Linked DNA regions of Homo sapiens: region 1 is linked to region 2. The links are chromatin loops, found by intact Hi-C in ENCODE. Cell type or tissue: IMR-90. All regions are shown on one strand. Links, peaks and the distances in the headings refer to the core of each region. The heading gives the core; the rest is flanking DNA.

Region 1 (5,662 bases), core at 171-5,170, 500 kb before region 2:
GAGCCTGTTATTGGTCTATTCAGGGATTCAACTTCTTCCTGGTTTAGTCTTGGGAGGATGTATGTGTCAAGGAATTTATCCATTTCTTCTAGATTTTCTAGTTTATTTTCATAGAGGTGTTTATAGTATTCTCTGATGGTAGTTTATATTTCTGTGGGATCAGTGGTGATATCCCCTTTATCATGCTACTATAAAGACACATGCATAAGTATGTTTATTGCAGCACTATTCACAATAGCAAAGACTTGGAACCAACCCAAAAGTCCATCAATGATAGACAGGATTAAGAAAATGTGGCACATATATACCATGGAATACTATGCAGCCATAAAAAAGGATGAGTTCATGTCCTTTCTAGGGACATGGATGAAGCTGGAAACCATCATTCTCAGCAAACTATCACAAGGACAGAAAACCAAACACCGCATGTTCTCACTCATAGGTGGGAATTGAACAATGAGAACACTTGGACACAGGGTGGGGAACATCACACACCGGGGCCTGCCCTCGGGTGGGGGAGGGGGGAGGCATAGCATTAGGAGATATACCTAATGTAAATGACGAGTTGTTGGGTAAAGCAAACCACCATGGCACATGTATACATATGTAACAAACCTGCACATTGTGCACATGTACCCTAGAACTTAAAGTATAATAAAAAAAAATTAAAAAAATATGTAGCCCAGCCATGTGGTAGAAAAGAAAAACCTATTTTCTAGGGACAAATTCAAGACTGCTGCAGAAATTTGCATAAATAAAGAGGAGCCCAATGTTAATAGCCAAGACAATGGGGAAAATGTTTCCAAGGCATTTCAGAGACCTGTATGGAAGACCCTCCTATAACAGGTCCAGAGGCCGAGAAGGGAAAAATGGTTTTGTGGGCCAGGCCGAGTGCACAAATTTTCTCTCCAGCCTCTGGACACAGTGCCCTGAGTCCCAGCTGCTCCAGCTCCAGTCATGGCTAAAAGAGGCCAAGGTACAGCTTGGGCCATGGCTTCACAGGGTGCTAGCCCCAAGCCTTGGTGGCTTTCATGTGGTTTCGGGCCTGCAGTTGCACAGAAAACAATAACTGAGGTTTGGGAACCTCTACCCAGATTTCAGAGGATATATGGAAATGCCTGCATGTCCAGGCAGAAGTCTGCTGCAGGGGCAGAACCATCATAGAGAACCTCTACTAGGGCAGTTCAGAGGGGAAATGTGGAGTTGGAGCCCCCATAAAGAGTTTCTACTGGGGCACTGCCTAGGGGAGCTGTGAGAAGAAGGCCACCATCCTTCAGACCCCAGAATGGTAGATCCACTGACAGCTTACACTGTGTGCCTGGAAAAGCTGCAGACACTCAATGCCAGCCCGTGAAAGCAGCAGGGAGGAAGGCTGTACCCTGAAAAGCCATAGGGGCAGAGCTGCCCATGACCATGGGAACCTACTTCTTGCATCAGCTTGACCTGGATGTGAGACCTGGAGTCAAAGGAGATCATTTTGGAGCCTTAAGATTTGACTGCCCTGTTGGATTTTGGACTTGCAAGGGGCCTGTAGCCCATTTGTTTTGGCCAATTTCTCCCATTTGGAATGGGCATATTTAGCCAATGCTGTATTCCCGTTGTAACTAAGAAGTAACTAGCTTGCTTTTGATTTTACAGGCTGATAGGTGGAAGGGACTTGCCTTGTCTCGGATGAGACTTCGGACTGTGGACTTTTGACTTAATGCTGAAATGAGTTACGACAATGGGGGACTGCCCCGGCCAGAACTTCTAATACTATATTGAATAGGAATGGTGAGAGAGGGCATCTTTGTCTTGTGCTGGTTTTCAAGGGGAATGCTCCCATATTTTGCCCATTCAGTATGTTGTTGGCAATGGGTTTGTCATATATGACTGTTATTTTAAGATATGTTCCTTCAATACCCAGTTTACTGAGAATTTTTAACATGAATGCCCTTTGCATTATCCTTTGTTAGTGTGTAGAAATACAAGTGGTTTTTGTATGTTAACTTTGCATTGTGCAATTTTACTACACTTGTCTATTAGTTCTAACAGCTGTGTGTTGGTGTGTGTGTGTGTGTGTGTGTGTGTGTGCAATCTTTAGAACTTTCTACATATAAGAAAATGTCATTTGCAGACATCAGTTTTACTTCTTTCTTTCCAATTTGAATGCCTTTTATTTCTTTTTCTGGCCTAACTGCTTTGGTTAGGACTTCTAGTCCAAATTTATAATTTTATGTTTTGTTTTTCGAGACAGGGTCATTCTCTGTCACCTAGGCTAGAGTGCAGTGGTGTGATCATTGCTCACTGTAACCTAGAAACTCCTGGGCTCAAGCAATCCTCCTGCCTGGATCTCACAAACACAAGGACTGCAGGTGCGTGCCACCACACCCAGTTCTTTTTTTTCTTTTTTTTTTTTTGTAGAGATGGGGTCTTACTATGTTGTCCAAGCTGGTCTTGAACTCTTGGCCTCCAAGGATCCTCCTACCTTGGCCTTCCAAAGTACTGGGATCATAGACATGAGCCACTGTGCCTAGCTAAGTTTACAACTTGTAACAGTAGGTAGTGTTCTTTTATTATAGAATGATTATTCTGCTGTCACCTGTTGGTAGATATGAGTGTGGAATTACATTTCCACTTTGAGGGGTTCATACTCAATGATTAATGAAAACCTTTTTCTCTTTAGTACTAATGATAATATTACTAATTTACTGCTTTTATTTTACAGATTACAACTTGGTAGGTAATTTTACTTTACTCAGTGAAATATTTTTTCAAATGGAGTTATTATTGTTATATGTGTCTCTAGAATTGTCCAAAAATATCTGTCCCAAAGCAATTAATAAAACTTTTGCTCTCATTAGAAATAGACTATAAGGTGTTGTAAAATATAAACCTTGCTTGTCTTCTGTGACTAGCTAGCTATGAGTTTCACTGTATTTGATCTCTGATAATTGTTTATAAACAATCCAGTTTTGAAAAGATCTTTTTCAGACCTATTTCAGTTTAACTATAAATAAAAACTCCTTGAATATATCACTACTCTCATGTTCAACGTGCATCTGTCATCCAGTGATTAATCTTTGGATGACTTTTTTGAGTGCTAAAGTTACTTTATTAGAAAGTCCAGCAAAGAGAAATACAGTTTTGTTACTGGAAAAATTTCTTTTTCATCATAGTTCATCACATCTGACTTAGACAATCACATTTCTTGCAAGTCTGTTTTTTCCTCTACATAGAACTGTCTCCACTTAAGAAGTTTTAAAAATGCCTACTTTGTGCATAATACTATAAAAGCTAAATCAAATTATTCCCTTTTATTATATTGGCATGTCTCATCTTGAATCACTTTTGCAATATTACTCTTGCTATTGATTTATTCATTCAAACGAGATTGATTGAGCACCAGAGAGCACTAGGCTGAGTACTGGGATGAAATAAATAAATAAATGTGAATGGCAAAAATCTCATAGCCAAGGCATGTAACAGACACGTCATCCTCTGAGTAAAATACATTGTAAAAATATGTATAATGAGATGGCCAAAGTCTTCATTTTTCTACTAGTGTCCTTGACTTCACACATTGTCTTTCAACTCTCTAAAATGCTCTTTATCATAATTCATCATTAAACTCATTCTAACATCCTTTGAAATTGCTCTGATGAAACCTCCATTAGGCAGATTTTATTCTTCTTCCCAAATTCAGGGTAGAAGGGAGGTTCTTCACCTTCTTGCTGTTTCACATCAGATCACTAATCAAATTAATTGTATGATAAGTTAGTCTTCCCTCTAGACTAAATTTTTCAGTGATGGGTTATAAAATTTTCTTATATACCCTCAACTAAACCTGTGCATAGGAAGTGCTTGAAGTGGCTTAGTGCCTACATGAAACAGTAAGTCCTAGAGTGTGAGAGCATACAAAAGTGAAAACAGTTAACTCTGCTGTTATTGAAGCTGGGCCAGGGAGCAGTCAGGAAACCTTCCTAGAAACGATGACATTTAGATCTTTTCAATGAGGAAATAGAAAGAAAAGGGTATGTCCGGGAAAAGAGCACTTCATTACACAGATAATAAATGTAAAAATTTTAGTTTTAGAAATTTCTCTGCAGTTTTTGATAACCATTTTTTCCTCCCTAAAATATCCTGTGTACTTTCAGATATATTACATATTACAGTTTCCAAATCTACTGTATAATTTGACTTAAAATGCCTCATTTCTCTTCTCTGTCATTTACTGTATGTTTTACAGTGATCACAATAAAATAAAAGTAGAAATCAATAACAGAATGGATATTAGAAAGTGCAAAAGTTCATGGAAGTTAAAGAACATGCTCCCAAACAGTGAACAGGTCAATGAAGAAGTAAAAAAGGAGTTAAAAATTTCCTTGAACAAAAATGGAAATACAGCATACCAAACTTATGGGATACAGTAGAAACAGTTCTAGAAGGGAAGTTGATAGAAATAAATGCCTACATCATACAAGTAGAAAGATTTCAAATAAACAACCTAATGATGTACCTCAGAGAACTAGAAAAATAAGAACAAACCAAACCCCGAACTAGTAGATGAAAAAAAATAATACAGGTCAGAGCACAAATAAATAAATTAAGACTAAGAAATTACAAAGGATCAACAAAATAAAAAGGTTGTTTTTTGAAAGGACAAACAAAACCAACAAACCTTTAGCTAGACTAAGAAAAAGAGAATAACTAAATAAAATCACCGTTGTAAAACGAGACATTAGAACTGATACCACAGATCGTTAGATATTATCATAAACACATTAGATATTAGAAATTATTGTTAGATATTATCATAAATACCTATATGCAAACAAATAGGAAAACCTAGAAGAAATGGATAGATTCCTGGACACATACAACCTCCCAAGAATGAACTATGAAGAAACAGAAAACATGAACAGACCAATAATGAGTAACGAGATTGAAACAGTAATAAAGTCTCCCTTCAAATAAAAACCCAGGACCCGATGGCTTCCCTGCTCAATTCTAACAAACATTTAAAGAAGAACAAACACAAATTCTACTCAAATTATTCCAAAAAAATTCAAGAAGAGGAAACTTCAAAATTCATTCCATGAGGTTGTCATTACCCTGATATCAAATGCAGATAAGGAAATAACAACAACAAAAAAAGCATAAGCTGACATACCAGATGAATGTAGATGCAAAAATCATCAGCAAAATACTAGCAAAATGAACTCAATAACACAAGATCATTAACAAGTTCATTTGTCATGATCAAGAGTGATTTATCCCATGGATGCAAGGATGGTTGAACATATGCAAATCAATTAGTAGAACACATAAAATTAATAGATAAAAACAAAAACCATTTACTAGTTTCAATGTATGCTGAAAACGCATTTGGTAAAACTCAACATCCCTTCATGATAACAATTCTCAGCAAACTGGGTGTAGAAGGAAAACACCTCAATATAATAGAGGCCACATTTGACAAACCATGCCTAACATCTTACTGAATGGGAAAAAATAGAAAACCTTTTTGAAAAGATTTAGAACAAGACAAGCATGCCCACTTTTACCACTTTTACTCAACACAGTACTATAAATCCCAGCCAGAGCAATTAGTAAAGAGAAAGAAATGAAGGGCTTCCAAATTGAAAAATAAGTCATCAAATTATTCTTGTTCACAGACAAC
Region 2 (5,662 bases), core at 460-5,459:
CAATGCTTCTTTTAATATTTTTACCTTCATCTTGGTTTTTCTGCAGTTTTTCTATTTATTGTTCAAGACTCATGTTTCTTCTATCTCTATCTGAGGAACTGTTTATTTATCAGTCTGGAAAAATCACGTATTATTCCTTTTAATTTAGTTTATCCTCTTTCCATTGTCTTTTCTTGTGGAACTTCTGCTAGATAAATATTACATCTCTTAGTCTATCTTTGATGCCTAAACCTCTTTATATTTTAAATTTCTTTTTTTTTCTGTACCTGACCAACTGGAAGGGGAAAGACAGATTTTTATACAGTATACGGACATTTTAAAAGATTTTATAAGCAGGTGTGAATAAATATAATACAACTGACCACTTAAATATATAGAAAAGTTTTCTGTATCATAGAAATTATAAAAAATTTTTCCAAGGCAAAGGACACAAAAACCGCACAGTCTTCTAGGTAACAAATATAAAAACAAAAATTTCCGTATGTTAAATACAAACCACTTTGAGATTGAAGCAGATAAATGCTCTTTTGCTTAAAAAAATACATTCTATGTGATTTTTCTTTTAGTTTACTAAGAAAAATTGGAATTAACATTGTAATTGTTAACCATATTATGCATTTTTATAAAAAGAGGAAATGCTCTAGGAATACTTCTAACTATGCAGTTTTCTACAAGCTTTGTGACCTCCTCCCATCCTCTAATCATATATCCTGAAATAAAAAGGAAAAGCAACAAAAACAATTTTTGAAATATGTTTTATTGATCTCTTCCTGCAATAATCACTATGATCCCAAACTTGGAGATACCAGCCAAACTTAACTACATGCCCATTTGATTGTTTTCTTTACAGCTATACCATTTCATTCCTTCTCTTTGACCAGAACTTCTCATGAGATCAGCACCAGCTGCATTGCAATAGGATTGCTTTCCTAGTAATTTTCAATGGAAAACATAAACAAGTTTAAACCTTTTACCATTAGACCTGAAAAATAGTAAAAACAAGAAAATATGTCTCTACATAAAAAGAACTAAAATCCTTAGTGGCTGATGTCACCTACAAGAGATGAAGATACAATTGATCAGAGGAGGTCAAACTTGGAAAATTCAGTTTCGCTAAAAGAAAACAAAGGTCAAAATATTTTATGTGGATAAATAACCCTGACAACTGTAGAAGATTTTCTACTTCACATGGAATGGTTTCCTAACAAAAAAGTCTGGGCCAGGCATGGTGGCTCACATTTATAATCCCAGCATTTTGGGAGGCCAAGGCGATTGGATCACAAGGTCAGGGGATCGAGACCATCCTGGCCAACATGATGAAACCCTGTCTCTACTAAAATTAGCTGGGTGTGGTGGTGAGTGCCTGTAATCCCAGCTACTCAGGAGGCTGAGGCAGGAGAATTGCTTGAGCATGAGAGGCGGAGGTTGCAGTGAGCCGAGATCATGCCACTGCACTCCAGTCTGGTGATAGAACGAGACTCTGTCGAAAAAAAAAAAAAGGGTCTGAATGCTCACTAAAATATGTGGTATCAAGCTTTCCACATATCTCTACAATTAATTATTCTCTTTCTCAGTATTACTGAACACATCAGCTAGCATTTGCTGAGTGCCTATGATGGTCAAGGTCACAAACTGTTCCCACGTTAACATTCCTAACTGGCTGTATTAGTCTGTTCTCACACTGCTATAAAAATACTACCTGAGACTGGGTAATTTATGAAGAAAAGATGTTTAATTGACTCAGTTCGGCATGTTTCTGTCGCCTAGGCTGGAGTGCAGTGGTGCAATCTCGGCTCACTGAAACCTCTGCCTCCGGGGTTCAGGCAATTGTCTTGCCTCAGCCTCCCCGAGGAGCTGGGACTACAGACGTACACCAATACGTCTGGCTAATTTTTTGCATTTTTAGTAGAGATGGGGTTTCACCATGTTGGCCAGGCTCATCTTGAACTCCTGACATCAGGTGATCCGCCTGCCTCTGCCTCCCAAAGTGCTAGGATTACAGGCGTGAGTCACTGCACACGGCCAGAAAACTTTCATAGTGGAAGGCAGAGGGAAGCAAGGCACAAGTTATATGGTGGCAGGACAGACAGTGAAAGAAAGAATGAAAGGTGAAGCCAGCTGGACTTCCTGGGTTGAGTAGGGACTTGGAGAACTTTTCTGTCCAGCAAGAGGATTGTAAGATGCACCAATCAGCGCTCTGTAAAAAGGCACCAATCAGCGCTCTGTAGCTAGCAAGAGGACTGTAAAATGCACCAATCAGCGCTCTGTAAAACACACCAATCAGCCAGATCCTAAAAGTAGCCAATCACAGGGAGGATTGAAAAAAGGGCACTCTGATAGGACAAAAACGGAACATGGGAGGGGACAAATAAGGGAATAAAAGCTGGCCACTCCAGCCAGCAGTGGCAACCTGCTCGGGTCCCCTTCCAAGCTGTGGGAACTTTGTTCTTTCACTCTTCACAATAAACCTTGCTACCACTCACTCTTTGGGTCCATGCCATCTTTAAGAACTATAACACTCACCACAAAGGTCCACGGCTTCATTCTTGCAGTCAGCAAGACCACAAACCCACCAGAAGGAACCAACTCCAGACACACAGGGAAGTGCCACACTTAAAACCATTAGCTCTCCTGAAGACTCCCTCACTGTTACAAGAACAGCATGGGGAAACCGCCCCCATGATCCAATCGCCTCCCACCAGGACCCTCCCCTGACACATGGGAATTACAATTTGAGATGAGATTTGGGTGAGGACATAGAGCCAAACCATATCATTAGCTACAGATTTCTTCTGGGTTTACAGCAGCAATATGATTAAAGAGAAAAAGAGAGAGAGAGAGAGAGAGCTACACTTCTATATAGTGGACCACACTATTAATGTTTATAGATACCATAGAGAAGTAGCCCGAAAAAAATTTCTTCACCCTCCTATAATGTCAAACAGACACTTCCAGCTAAATGATAATTTTTCTCTCCTTTGGTTTGAAAATGGGAAAGGTCACTTTGAAAGCAAATAAATGATCCATTTGTTCAGGATTGGATATCAATATATGCTCTTTACATTTAGATTGCTTTTATTTGTGCAGACTTGGGAATAGGCATGTCACTGCAGCACAGAAAAGGAAGATATAGACATCATTTAAAATCATTTTATATTAAAAAGTTGTCTTGCATTCCTTGGCCATTTGGAAACTCCAGATCCTTCTTCTCACTTAAGTTGCTGTAGAAATTACTATCTCTAATCCTACCCCTGTACTTCTGCAAGGGAAGTGCAGATAGTTTCTATGGAAGATGGGGATAAAACTAACTAATGTACCCTAAGTATCAGAGATGACTCAAATACAAACCTGGAGCCAGCTACTGCATCATCTCCATGCTTCCCTGACTCAAAGAGAAGCAGTCTTACTCCTTCTGGCTTGCCCTTTGTCCTCCTGCCAACTGACAGCTGTGGTGAGAAAGATTCTGTACTGACCCTTCCTCCCATAGTCTCCCTAATCATTAGTATGAATTGTGAGAATATAAAAAACAAGAATCCCATTCCACAGTCTCAGTCATGTTAAGCAGCATTGTGTAGGGAGAAGCAAAACAGAACTTCAACAAATAGTCCTTTACTAGGCAAAAGCTATCCTGAGGTAACCCCATTCTAAATTGCTCAGAAACACTAATACAGGAATTTAAGAGAAATGAAAACATTAACACTGATTACAGCATCTCTAGAATATGTAACAAATTGTATACTGAAGATCCCCTGAAGAATGTCATCTCTCTCATGGATACAGACGGGTCTGTAAAATAGCTGTGGCATTTTAATGCTAGTGCATTCTAAAGTTCCAGATGACAGCTGCATAGCCAACATTTTAAAGTGATCAGAAAATTCACGCTACACAATGGTCACAGCTGGACCCATCGATCAAATTGTTTTTGCTCAAATGAGATTCAGTAGTTGTTAGATAATTAAACACTGCATGTTCTGGACTTGAAGATTTTCGTCATGGGAGCTAGATTTGGAAGGAAACAAAATATAAAGCTTTCCCTGTTGCTTTAGCCTGAGATAAAGATTCTTAAAGCCCTGCATGATTCTAGGGCATTAACAGTGTCTCCTTGCAGAGCTGTGCCCTATAATTGTTGTTGGCTATATTGGTCATTAAAATTGAGAACATTTAACTGTTGGGGATTGAATTAAAATACTAATATCCATTCTTGTGAAAGCAGAGTGTTCAGTATGATTAAGAGGTTTTACTCCATTCTCCTGCAGGCTCCAAACTGAATTATCATGCAGAAAGAAGCTTGTGGCCCCAGTGGTCTCATATATGATGAACACTGGTTCCACCACTTCCACATTTATGTGCAATATGTCAGTTAAGATGACTTTCACGGCTGGGCGTGGTAGCTCCTTGTAATCCCAGCTCCTGGGGAGGCCAAGACAAGGGGATTGCCTGAGCTCAGGAGTTCTAGGCTGTAGTGAGCTATGATTGTGCCACTGTACTCCAGCCTGAGCAACAGAGCAAGACTCTGTCTAAAAATAAATAAATAAATAAAATAGACTTTCACTGGAGGACACACAGAAAACTCTGATTTTAATGGTTTAAATGATGACAGTATAAATTTTTAAAATCTGATATAAAGGAATGGTCCCAAGTTCAGTACAATCAAGGTTCAGTTCCGCTTTCATGAGATTGTCTTGGCTCTGTCCTCCCACTATTTTGTTTTGTTTTTAGCTAATAATTATTAACACTATCTATGTGCCAGCCTTAGTTTAAGTACCTCAGATATGTTTTAATTCATGTATTCTTCACAATAGTCCTATGAAGTTGACCCCTTATTTTTATTTTTACAAATGAAGGAACTTTAAATACATATTAACTCATGTATCCTCAAATATTCTCTGAAATAAGCACTAATATTACACATTTTACAGAAAGGGTAAATGAGGCACAGAGAGATTAGCCAACTAACACAAGACCATGTAGCTAGCAAGGGGCGGCGTTGGAATTTGAAGCCAGATTTTGACTCCAAATCCAGTATTCTTCACTATTAGGCCATCTAACCTCATTGTCTCAAGATGTAACTGCAGCTGCAGGGATTCCTTTCATACCTGACCATGTTGGTGTATAAGGGTGGAGGGGCTCACTCTCTTGTCTACATTTTTAAGAGCAAAAAGATCTTTACCAGAGGATCCCCTGCAGAACTTCACTCAGGTCTCAATTGCCAGGACTGTGACACTTGCCCAACCTGAATGATCAGCAAAGGGGACAGACCCACTGTGATGGGCTCACGCTCTCACCAGTCACTACCGAAGCCTCCTGGAGAAGAAAAACCAGGGCAATATTAATGCTCTGCCAGCAAGAAAACAGGGCACAATGGATGCTTGCTTAACAAGCAAAGATGTTGCCTATAGGCATCCACTGTAATGCTTAGGTTCAGGGAATATTGAAATGTGGGCTGAGTATATGAAATCAAACACCCCTTAGCTGCCCTTTCTTTGGAATTTCAAATCATGAAATCATTATGCCAGACAAATACCAGGAAAGAGTAGTGCCTGAAGCAATTGTATTCTCCCTTGAATACTTGTTACACCAGAAATTCATTCTTTCCTTTAATACATATTTGTTGAAAACCTTCTATGTGCCATTTTTATGGTACTAGAAATACAATGGTGAA

Evidence for each region. Peaks named below come from ENCODE experiments on the same cell type or tissue, not always from the same donor. Only the 100,000 strongest peaks of a DNase experiment are listed, where the experiment ranks them.
Region 1: it touches region 2 in a loop (3-fold over the local background); 2 of 110 quality-filtered maps call a loop at or near these places.

What each region holds. Positions count from the first base shown.
Region 1 is chr4:156,462,244-156,467,905 of GRCh38, reverse strand. No RefSeq gene overlaps it. Among named protein-coding and RNA genes, the nearest start is that of LINC02272, 180 kb to the left of the region's middle. In IMR-90, for the core only: no CTCF peak of the experiment used is centred there; no DNase peak of the experiment used is centred there.
Region 2 is chr4:155,965,052-155,970,713 of GRCh38, reverse strand. No RefSeq gene overlaps it. Among named protein-coding and RNA genes, the nearest start is that of CTSO, 14 kb to the right of the region's middle. In IMR-90, for the core only: no CTCF peak of the experiment used is centred there; a DNase peak (open chromatin) is centred at 3,393; H3K27ac peaks cover 798 bases.